Linked DNA regions of Mus musculus: region 1 is linked to region 2. Evidence: chromatin contacts called from ENCODE Hi-C or POLR2A ChIA-PET data. All regions are on one chromosome and are shown on one strand. Each heading gives the region's core, a stretch centred on a gene start or an enhancer-like site at or near the end of the contact. The rest is flanking DNA. Distances are from core to core; before and after follow the strand shown.

Region 1 (4,048 bases), core at 1,014-3,513, 39 kb after region 2:
TCTACCTCCATCATTCCATTCCATGTCAGGGATAAGTGAAGATGAGCCACTGTGATGTTAGTGGTGATGGTGATGCTGGTAACTGTGATACTGACAGTGATGAAAGATGTGAAGGTGATGTAGTAGCTCTCAAGTGGTCTGCATAGAGTAAGGAGAGAAATTAGAGATTGGCTGGTCATTATTGTCATTCACATCTTCAACCTGAGCTGTCATGGTACTCTCTCCATAGCCAAGAATGATCTGGAATTTACAATTCTCCTCCTTGTGCATCCTGAGTGCTCGGTTACAGGAATGGCCCATCACCCTTGCCTTTAGATGTTTCTGGGATTACCCTGGACTTGGTGTGGGCTAGACAAGCACCACCCCAGCTGAGCACATGCCTCGCCCCCACCCAGTTCTTAATAGTAGCTGAGATTCTTTTTTTCTTTTTTGGTTTTTCGAGACAGGGTTTCTCTGTGTAGCCCTGGCTGTCCTGGTTCACTTTGTAGACCAGGCTGGCCTCGAACTCAGAAATCCACCTGCCTCTGCCTCCCAAGTGCTGGGATTACAGGCATGTGCCACCACTGCCCGGCAAGATTTTTTTTTGAGTGTTATGCAATAAGCAAGTAACATGCCCAATACCTTATATATAGTAATTCATTTAATCTTCTCAACAACCCTATGAAGGAGATATTAGTATTTTACAGATATGTTACTGAGACATGGAGAGGTTAAGTATCTTATTCAAGGTCATGCACCTAGGGCTGGAGAGATGGCTCAGTGGTTAAGAGCACTGACTGCTCTTCTAAAGGTCCTGAGTTCAATTCCCAGCAACCACATGGTGGCTCACAACCATCTTAACAAGATCTGACTCCCTCTTCTGGGGTGTCTGAAGATAGCTACAGTGTACTTACATATAGTAAATGTGAATAAACCTTAAAAAAATTGGTTATACAACTAGCCCCAGCCCACATGCCCACTTCTGTTTTCCCTGTAGAGAATCCGTAGTAGGAGAGCAGACAGGTAAGTCGCAGAGCTGCCTGGAGACTGGAGAGGCCTCTACTGTCTTGGGATTTCCAGGCCAGAGCAATGTTATTTTTTCTCCCTAGGCACCAAGCCTCTAACTCTCAGCACTGAGAGGGAGGTGGAATAGTGGATCTGGGGAGGAAGTCTGGGTTCCACAGTAGAAGCAAGGCTGGCCTTTGGGAGCCAGCTCACCTCCGAGCTCCAGCCTGGGGCTCCCGCCCTCGGGAGCTCCATCTTGCTGCCTCCCTCCCTCCCAGGATCTCATTATATCCCTAAGAGAAACTGACAGCCCCAATATCTTACTTTGCAAATATAGTTTATTCCTTCAATAAAGCCGCCTGCGCAGGGGAATGTTTAAGCCCGGGTCTCCCCGGAGAGCCTCATTTGAATTTCTAAAGTCTTTAGTCGGTTCCTCCAATGGGGCAGCTGGGTAATGAAAACGCAGCAGCCGCTTAGAGGGGGATTCATTTCCTGTCTGGGTCTCTGCTGCTGAAGGAGTTAGACTGACCGGAGGGAGAACTGTTGTCTACTTGGAGGTCTTGGCCCGGGCCTGAGCACCCAGCCCACCGGGTGGAGGCCCTGGATCACGCCCACGCGGATGGGTCTCTGTATTCTGCTGGGGCTAAGGGGAGGTGTGGTGCAATCTCCAAGTCTCCTAGCCCAGGTCTTTCCTGGAAGGCTCAGCTCAGGGACTCTCAGCCCTTCAGCCCCTCCATTGGATCTCCCTGTTGGAGGGTCCCTCGATGGAGACTTCCCAGTGACGCCTCCACAGGGTCCCTATCCAGGGACCCTTTTCTCAGACCAGGATGCTGCCCCAGAGGCCAAGCCCACCAAATCCCTGGAGATGAGGAGTCCTCTCTGGCAGGGTCCCCTCACTCTAGAGCAGCCCCTATCCCAGGCCCCCTAGGAGTCTCTAATTAAAGGGCCGGCACGCCCCTCTGGGACTCATTAGGCCCGCTGTGCAGAGAACATTTAATCATTGCTCAGAGCATCGATTGGAAAATCAATTTCTTTGTCTCTTCGCACGAGGCGCGCTGGAGAAGTGGGGGGAGTGCTGACCTCCTTCTGCTGCCGTGTAAAGCGCTGCACATTTAATCAGGGAACAGAAATCAATTAGCCACTTACGAGGTTGGCTTTAGTTACCGAGTCGGCAAGGCCCGCGCCACAGCTCAGCCGCTGACAGTAGCGAATCTCCTCCTCTCGGCCCTGCTGCATGGCTCTGTCTCCCTCCCTGTATCTCTCTGGCTTCCTTCTTTCCCAGAGTGCTCTGGGTTCTCACCATCTTGGCAGATCCTCACAGAACTCCAAACAAGTCCCGAGAAGCCTTCCTAATGCCCAGTCTCCTCGGCCACCTTCTTGTTCTCAGCTCTAGACGTTTCAAGAAGTCACATCTTAGTTTTGATACCCGGATTCCATGATGTCAGGGAAGTACTTGTCAGACAGCGTGTCATATACCTCCGGCCCACTTTACCCAGACCATGAAAATAACGGCCTGCCTTTCTAGAGCGCTCTGGAAATCCAGTGAGATCATCTTTGGGAAGTACTTCTAAGTACTTGGAGCTCCATCCAAGAACTTTGAACTCACAACAGGGGGTCAGTATTTGCCCCACAACCTTCCAACCATAGCTCTTATTCCTTCAAAGACACGGATAGGTGGGTGAGGCCCCCCTTTCATCCTCTCCATTTCTCTACTCTCTTCTGGGGGTCACCTAGGAACCGATTCTGCTTCTGGCTGCTCCCTCACCTGCGAGTCTGCCCCCAACCCCCAGTTCCAGAGGTACAAGCATTCCAGAGATACCTCACGTACTCGAGTTACACACACCCAATTACACAGTTGTACACAGACTGCACGCCCCATTACACATAGTTTCACAGAGTTGTTCCTACATTAAAATCCCAGGCATCCAATGCCTACATGAAGTTATCCTTATCCCCCCACTCCTCCCCCTCCACTCCCCCCCCCCCACTAGCCTGGTGTCACATACCCAGGCTCACCTTGGTCTCACCACCACACAGTGTGGCTCACTGGTGGCGCAAGCACCCTCCCACACGCCGCGCATCTCCACGCGGGCTGGCGCACTCCCGTTCCATAATAATATTAGACATGCCATTTCTTTTGCGTGACAGTTCCAGTGGAAGCGCTCTGAGCTGTCACTCGGATGAAAAATAATGCATAGTCCTCCTCTTCCTTCCTTCCCTTTCCTTTCTTTCTTCCCTGTTTAATGAGCTCCTAAAAATATTCCTTACTGTCTCGCCGAGGATGTGGGCTAAGTGTGAGTCAGGTCTCTCTTCCCTCTCCCTGTCCCCTACTGCCATCCCCCCCTCCCCCAGCACCCCGAGTGATATGGAGGATGAAGGGTCACAGTGAGCAGCCAGCCCGTGCTTGGCTGAGCCCAGGTCAGGTGTTAGGGCTACCACCCAGGCCTTCTAAAGATCTCACACTTGATACCTGCCCTCCCGTGACTGTGACTGGCCCACCTGAACAAAAGATCAGAGGCAGGAGACATAGATGGGGGTGGATGGGGGCAAGCAGAAAGCCGATAGCCCCTCCCCTCCCCCCACACCAATTAGCTTTTGACCTGTTTGTCCAGACTAGCCCCATCCTCCATCCCTCTACCTCAGAAGGGAAACGCTTCCATAGAGGCACCATCCCTTCTCCACATCCTAATATTCCTGTCCCCTCCTCTCAGAACTCAGGGGACAGAGAAGAGGGGCAGTCAGGGCCTCTCTGAACACCCAGCATTTTCCAGCACTTTCCCTTGGCCTTACTGGAGAAGTCTCAACAGCCACGTTTTCCTTGATTCCATCCTTTAAAGCCCAGATCGACATCAGCTCTTCACTGAAAGCCCTCCCGAGTCACACAGATTTTTGATCCCCTATACAAGTCGGTATAGGTCGATGATGGGTTTGCTGAGGAACCATAGTTGTGTGTGATGGCCAAAGGACACCTTTTCTCTCTGAGGATCTTGCTACCCTGTTTGGTTCCTCTGTCATTCTCACCAGACACCAGGTCAAAGTTCTTGAAGCTGCAGGCTGGGACCCT
Region 2 (4,433 bases), core at 892-3,391:
GGGACTATACGCACACGCCACCACTATGTCTGCCTTGCTTATTCCCTCTTATAAGTTGTGATTTATTTTTCTTGTCTTACTGGCTAGGAATCCTAGAACAGGATCGGCTGGAAGCAGCGATAGTGAGTGTTCTCGCATCTTTACTCATTTACAGGGGAATGTTCTTTGTCATTTCATATTTTGTTAGCTTAATGGCATTTGTCTCCATCCCCAGGTTACCCTGACCCACACTCGCAGACACTGAGCCCTGGCAGTGCAGAGGACTGAACTTAGGACCTTGAACATGCTACTTTCTGGTTCCTGAGGTTTTAGATGAGGTTTTTACAAGCACACCTATAAAAAGGGTAGACTTGTAATTTTAATCGCGTTCAAAATAAAATCTAGACTCTTAAGATGGAAAGAAAAGGTTTGCTTTTCTAATTGACTGTAAATATCTGGGAATTGAGTGTTTGTTTGTTTGTTTTCATTTGTGTGAAGGTAAATTTTAAGCTAATTTAATCACCTCATTGACCTCACACCAACTAAAAATTTCTATAGCTTCTATTTTGGGAGGACCGTGGTGAGGGTGCTGAGAACTAAACTCAGGCCTCAGTGCATACCAGGGAAGCATTTGCCACTAGCTCACACCCCTAACCCCATGCCAGCTCTCTTTTAACTATAATTATGATCTATTTAACTGACTTCAGTGTATTTTTGTTTTAAATTCCCAAGTGTGAATTCAATTTTTCATTTGTATTTGTGTGTGTGTGTGTGTGTGTGTGTGTGTGTGTGTGGTGTTTTGAAAGAGTCTCAATACAACTGGCCTTAAACTCAGAGACTCTTCTCCTCTGCCTCTCTCTCAGGGGCTGGGATTATTTTACTATGCCTAGTTTGTATTTATAACTTAACTGTTTGTGGAGAGAGAATATAGTTTATACAATATTATGATAATTTCAGTTGCTGTGTCACTAGATAAGAGAAAAGCTTTGCAAATGTCTCTAATAATATGATGCTTCTATACTTTTTTTTAAAAAAAAGGTATTAGGGCTAGGTTTGATCTCTAGACCATGAGAGAAAAAAAGGTACAAATGGAGCGAAATTAGATAAAAACAAAGTAATGGAGAATGAGATGCCTTAAAATCCTGACTGGCAGAGGGCATGGTTCCATAATGAAATAGGCATGGAAGAAATAGGATAGGGACATTGAAGGAAGCGCTGTTAACAACAAAAAGCTCATCCACAAAAGTAAAATTATATATGTCCTCCCAAGTCAAGCTTAACTACACTCTGTGCCTCCGTTTCTCAACATGCAAATTGTAATATTTTTTAATTATCTGTCTCACCAGGTTTGTGTTAAGCTTGAATGGCATTCGGTTTTTAAGTGCCCAACAAATATTAGACACCGCTGGTAAAGTTATATGATACATCATTTCCCTATGATGCACTGAACCACCAAAACCAACACAAACCAGTATTTTAAGTTCTTTGGCACAAAACAGGCTCTACCTTGTACTTGTCACAGTAGCTCAAATGTCCAAGGCTAAAAGACTCGATCATCCTGGTACTAATAGAGGCCTGGTTTTCTTTCATGCTCGCCAGTGTTTAGGAGTGTCCCAGTAACCAAGCTGCCTCCCTCGGTACACACACAGCCGCGTAATCAGCTCTGACAAGAGGAGCGGAGTGGTTCTCCCATTCTCTCCTGCCGGGCGTCCCAGATCTCCAATTCTGACCTGTAGAAAGACCCAATTCCACCTCCCACACGAGGAGGGGTAGCTGCTACGGAGCCGGGTGCACCTTTCAAAGGACCGGGTATACATGAGAGGACTTAATATGGGCCCCGGACCGTGGGACGCAGAGATCACGATCGGCTGCATTCTCGGTGTAAAGGAAGTGCCCTCCTACTCGTCCCTGACCTGCCCAAACAAGTGCTGATTCGGGTTCCAGACAACTGCAGCGAGCCCGCGCAAACGACAGCTCTGCACCGAGCCCGCGGGGCCGCCCCACCGTCGACCAAAGCCTACCTCTCGTCGGTTCCCGGTGCTGGTGTCGGGGGTCGCTTACGCGTCCCTCCGCCTCGGACAGGAGCCCTCGGATTCAGGAGAGAGCTCCCCCACACCCGATTCCACCGAACCAACCTTCTTCCGGCGCGGCGCGTTCAAACTAGCCGGTCCGCTCATCCGCGCTTCTCATTGGTCACCGCCCGGCTCGCTGATTGGCTGTTTCCTAAGTAACAAAGACAGCCGGGGGTGCGCTTGCGCACTAGTTCTCTTGCGCGCCTTGGGTTTCTTTGGCCAAATCAAACCGGACGGAGCGGAATTGCCACCAGAATCGAGTCTCTAGCAGTGTAACCAGGGGGCCTGCCCCGTCTCTGTGGTCTGTGGGCTGAGTTCAGCAGCGGTTACAGCGACCACACATTCGACAGAATTTAAAACCTGCTTTTGTGGCTTAAATAGGCACCCTCCAATTCAGAGTGGCTCGTGCCTTTAATCCCATCACGCAGAAGGCAAAGGCTGGCGGATCTATTTGAGTTCGAAACCAGCCACCCTCCAGGTAGAGCGTTCCAGGCCAGCCTGAGCTACATGAGAACTTTACTCGATCTCTCTCTCAAGTAAACTGTCCTCATGGTGGCGTTGTGAGCAAGTCTGGGGCATGTAAAGGTTACTGTAGGGTTTCTTTCACCACAACTGTGAACAAGCTAGTAGAGTCATTTAATACTGGATAACTTGACTCAAATTATTTATTCACCACACTTAGTTTAGTGAGGACAAAAACAACAAAATTACATGAAGTTAGGGTTAGTACAAAGATACAAGAACACTGAATACTCTTGCCTTCTCCGTCTCCAAAAGGAACAGTTGTTTAATGATAGCTTCCTGGTAAAGAAGTTCCCTCCTCGCTTACTGTAAATCTGGTTTTTTTGTTTTTGTTTTTGTTTTGTTTTGTTTTTTTGCGCCCTAAACGTCCCCACACACACACACACCCCAAGCTGAGAACCAAACCCAAGGCCTTTTCTTTTGAGTGAGTGAAGTTTGCTTGGTCTTTCATTTTATTTATTTATTTTTTAATGTATATGAGTACACTGTTGCTCTCTTCAGACACACCATAAGAGAGCATTACAGATGGTCGTGAGCTACTATGTGGTTGCTGGGAATTGAACTCAGGACCTCTGGAAGAGCAGTCAGTGCTCTTAACCGCTGAGCCATCTCTCTAGCCCCCAAGGCCTTTTCTTTACCACTGAGCTAAATCCCCATAAGTAAAAATTAAAAAAAAAAAAAAAAACGTAATGTGAATAACGCACCTTGTAGATGTTCAATAAAATGGCACTAGGTGTTCTCAGATTCATTCAACGATTGTTATGACAGGTTCAGAGGTTACAGTGATATGTGATATACAGAGCTCCCAGTCTATAGGAAAAACTTAGATATTTATCACAGGTGGGGATTGTGATACATGCCAAGGCAGGAGAGGGAAAATGTTACAAGTTCAAAGCCAGCTTCATGTACATGGTAAATACTAGATCAGCCTGAACTATAGGGAGTTCCTGAAAAGGGACAGAGGTGGGGGAGAAGAGAATTAATAACTAATAATAACATAAGATGATACAGGGTATAGTTAAAACATGCTGGGTATAGTGAGTTGAATATATTTGGTCCAGGGAGTGGCACTATTTGAAGGTGTGGCCTTGGAGTAAATGTGTCACTGTGGGCCTGGGTTTAAGACCCATGTCCTAGCTTCCTGGAAGTCAGTATTCTCCTAGCCACCTTCAGATGAAAAGGTAGAACTCTCAGCTCCTCCTGAGGCGTGCCTGCCTAGATGCTGTCATGCTCCCACCTTGAGGATAATGGACTGAACCTCTGAACCTGTAAGCCAGCCCCAAGTAAATATTGTCCTTATAAGAGTTGCCTTGGAGCCGGGCGTGGCGGCACATGCCTTTAATCCCAGCACTTGGGAGGCAGAGGCGGATTCCTGAGTTCGAGGCCAGCCTGGTCTACAGAGTGAGTTCCAGGACAGCCAGAGAAACCCTGTCTCGAAAAACCACAAAAAAAGGGGGGTTGGTGAGATGGCTCAGAGGTTAAGAGCACCGACTGCTCTTCTGAAGGTCCTGAGTTCAAATCTCAGCAACCACATGGTGGCTCACAACCATCTGTTATGAAATCTGATGCCCTCTTCTGGAGTGTCTGAAGACAGCTACAGTGTACTCACATATAATAAATAAATTAAAAAAAAAAAGAGTTGCCTTGGTCATGGGGTCTGTTCACAGCAGTAAAACCCTAAGACAGAAGTTGGTATGAGGAACCATACTCGGTACTGCTGAGATAGGCCTGACCATGCTTTTGTTTGTAAGAATGTGGACTTTGGATTTGGACATCAGTGGAATGCTTAAAGTGGTGCTTAATGGGCTATCCTAGTAGGAATATGGGAGACTTTGTTGCTGAGAGTGATTTGAACTGTGT

Evidence for each region. Hi-C counts contacts between places; a loop is a spot of excess contacts on that map. ChIA-PET counts read pairs that join two places held with the same protein, here RNA polymerase II (POLR2A).
Region 1: POLR2A ChIA-PET joins it to region 2 with 19 read pairs in Patski. The contact joins the promoter of 2410004I01Rik here to the promoter of Kif18b in region 2. A Hi-C loop is called at or near these places in 1 of 37 maps with a recorded cell type or tissue (heart). POLR2A ChIA-PET finds 5 or more read pairs at or near these places in 3 of 5 experiments (Patski and embryonic stem cell).

Annotation. Positions count from the first base shown.
Region 1 is chr11:102,961,891-102,965,938 of GRCm38, forward strand. 2410004I01Rik (RIKEN cDNA 2410004I01 gene) reads right to left here and starts at 2,264. Exons shown (of 3, transcript NR_037963.1): 1 at 2,131-2,264; 2 at 1-138.
Region 2 is chr11:102,922,983-102,927,415 of GRCm38, forward strand. It overlaps Kif18b (kinesin family member 18B), which reads right to left and starts at 2,142. Exons shown (of 16, transcript NM_197959.2): 1 at 2,001-2,142.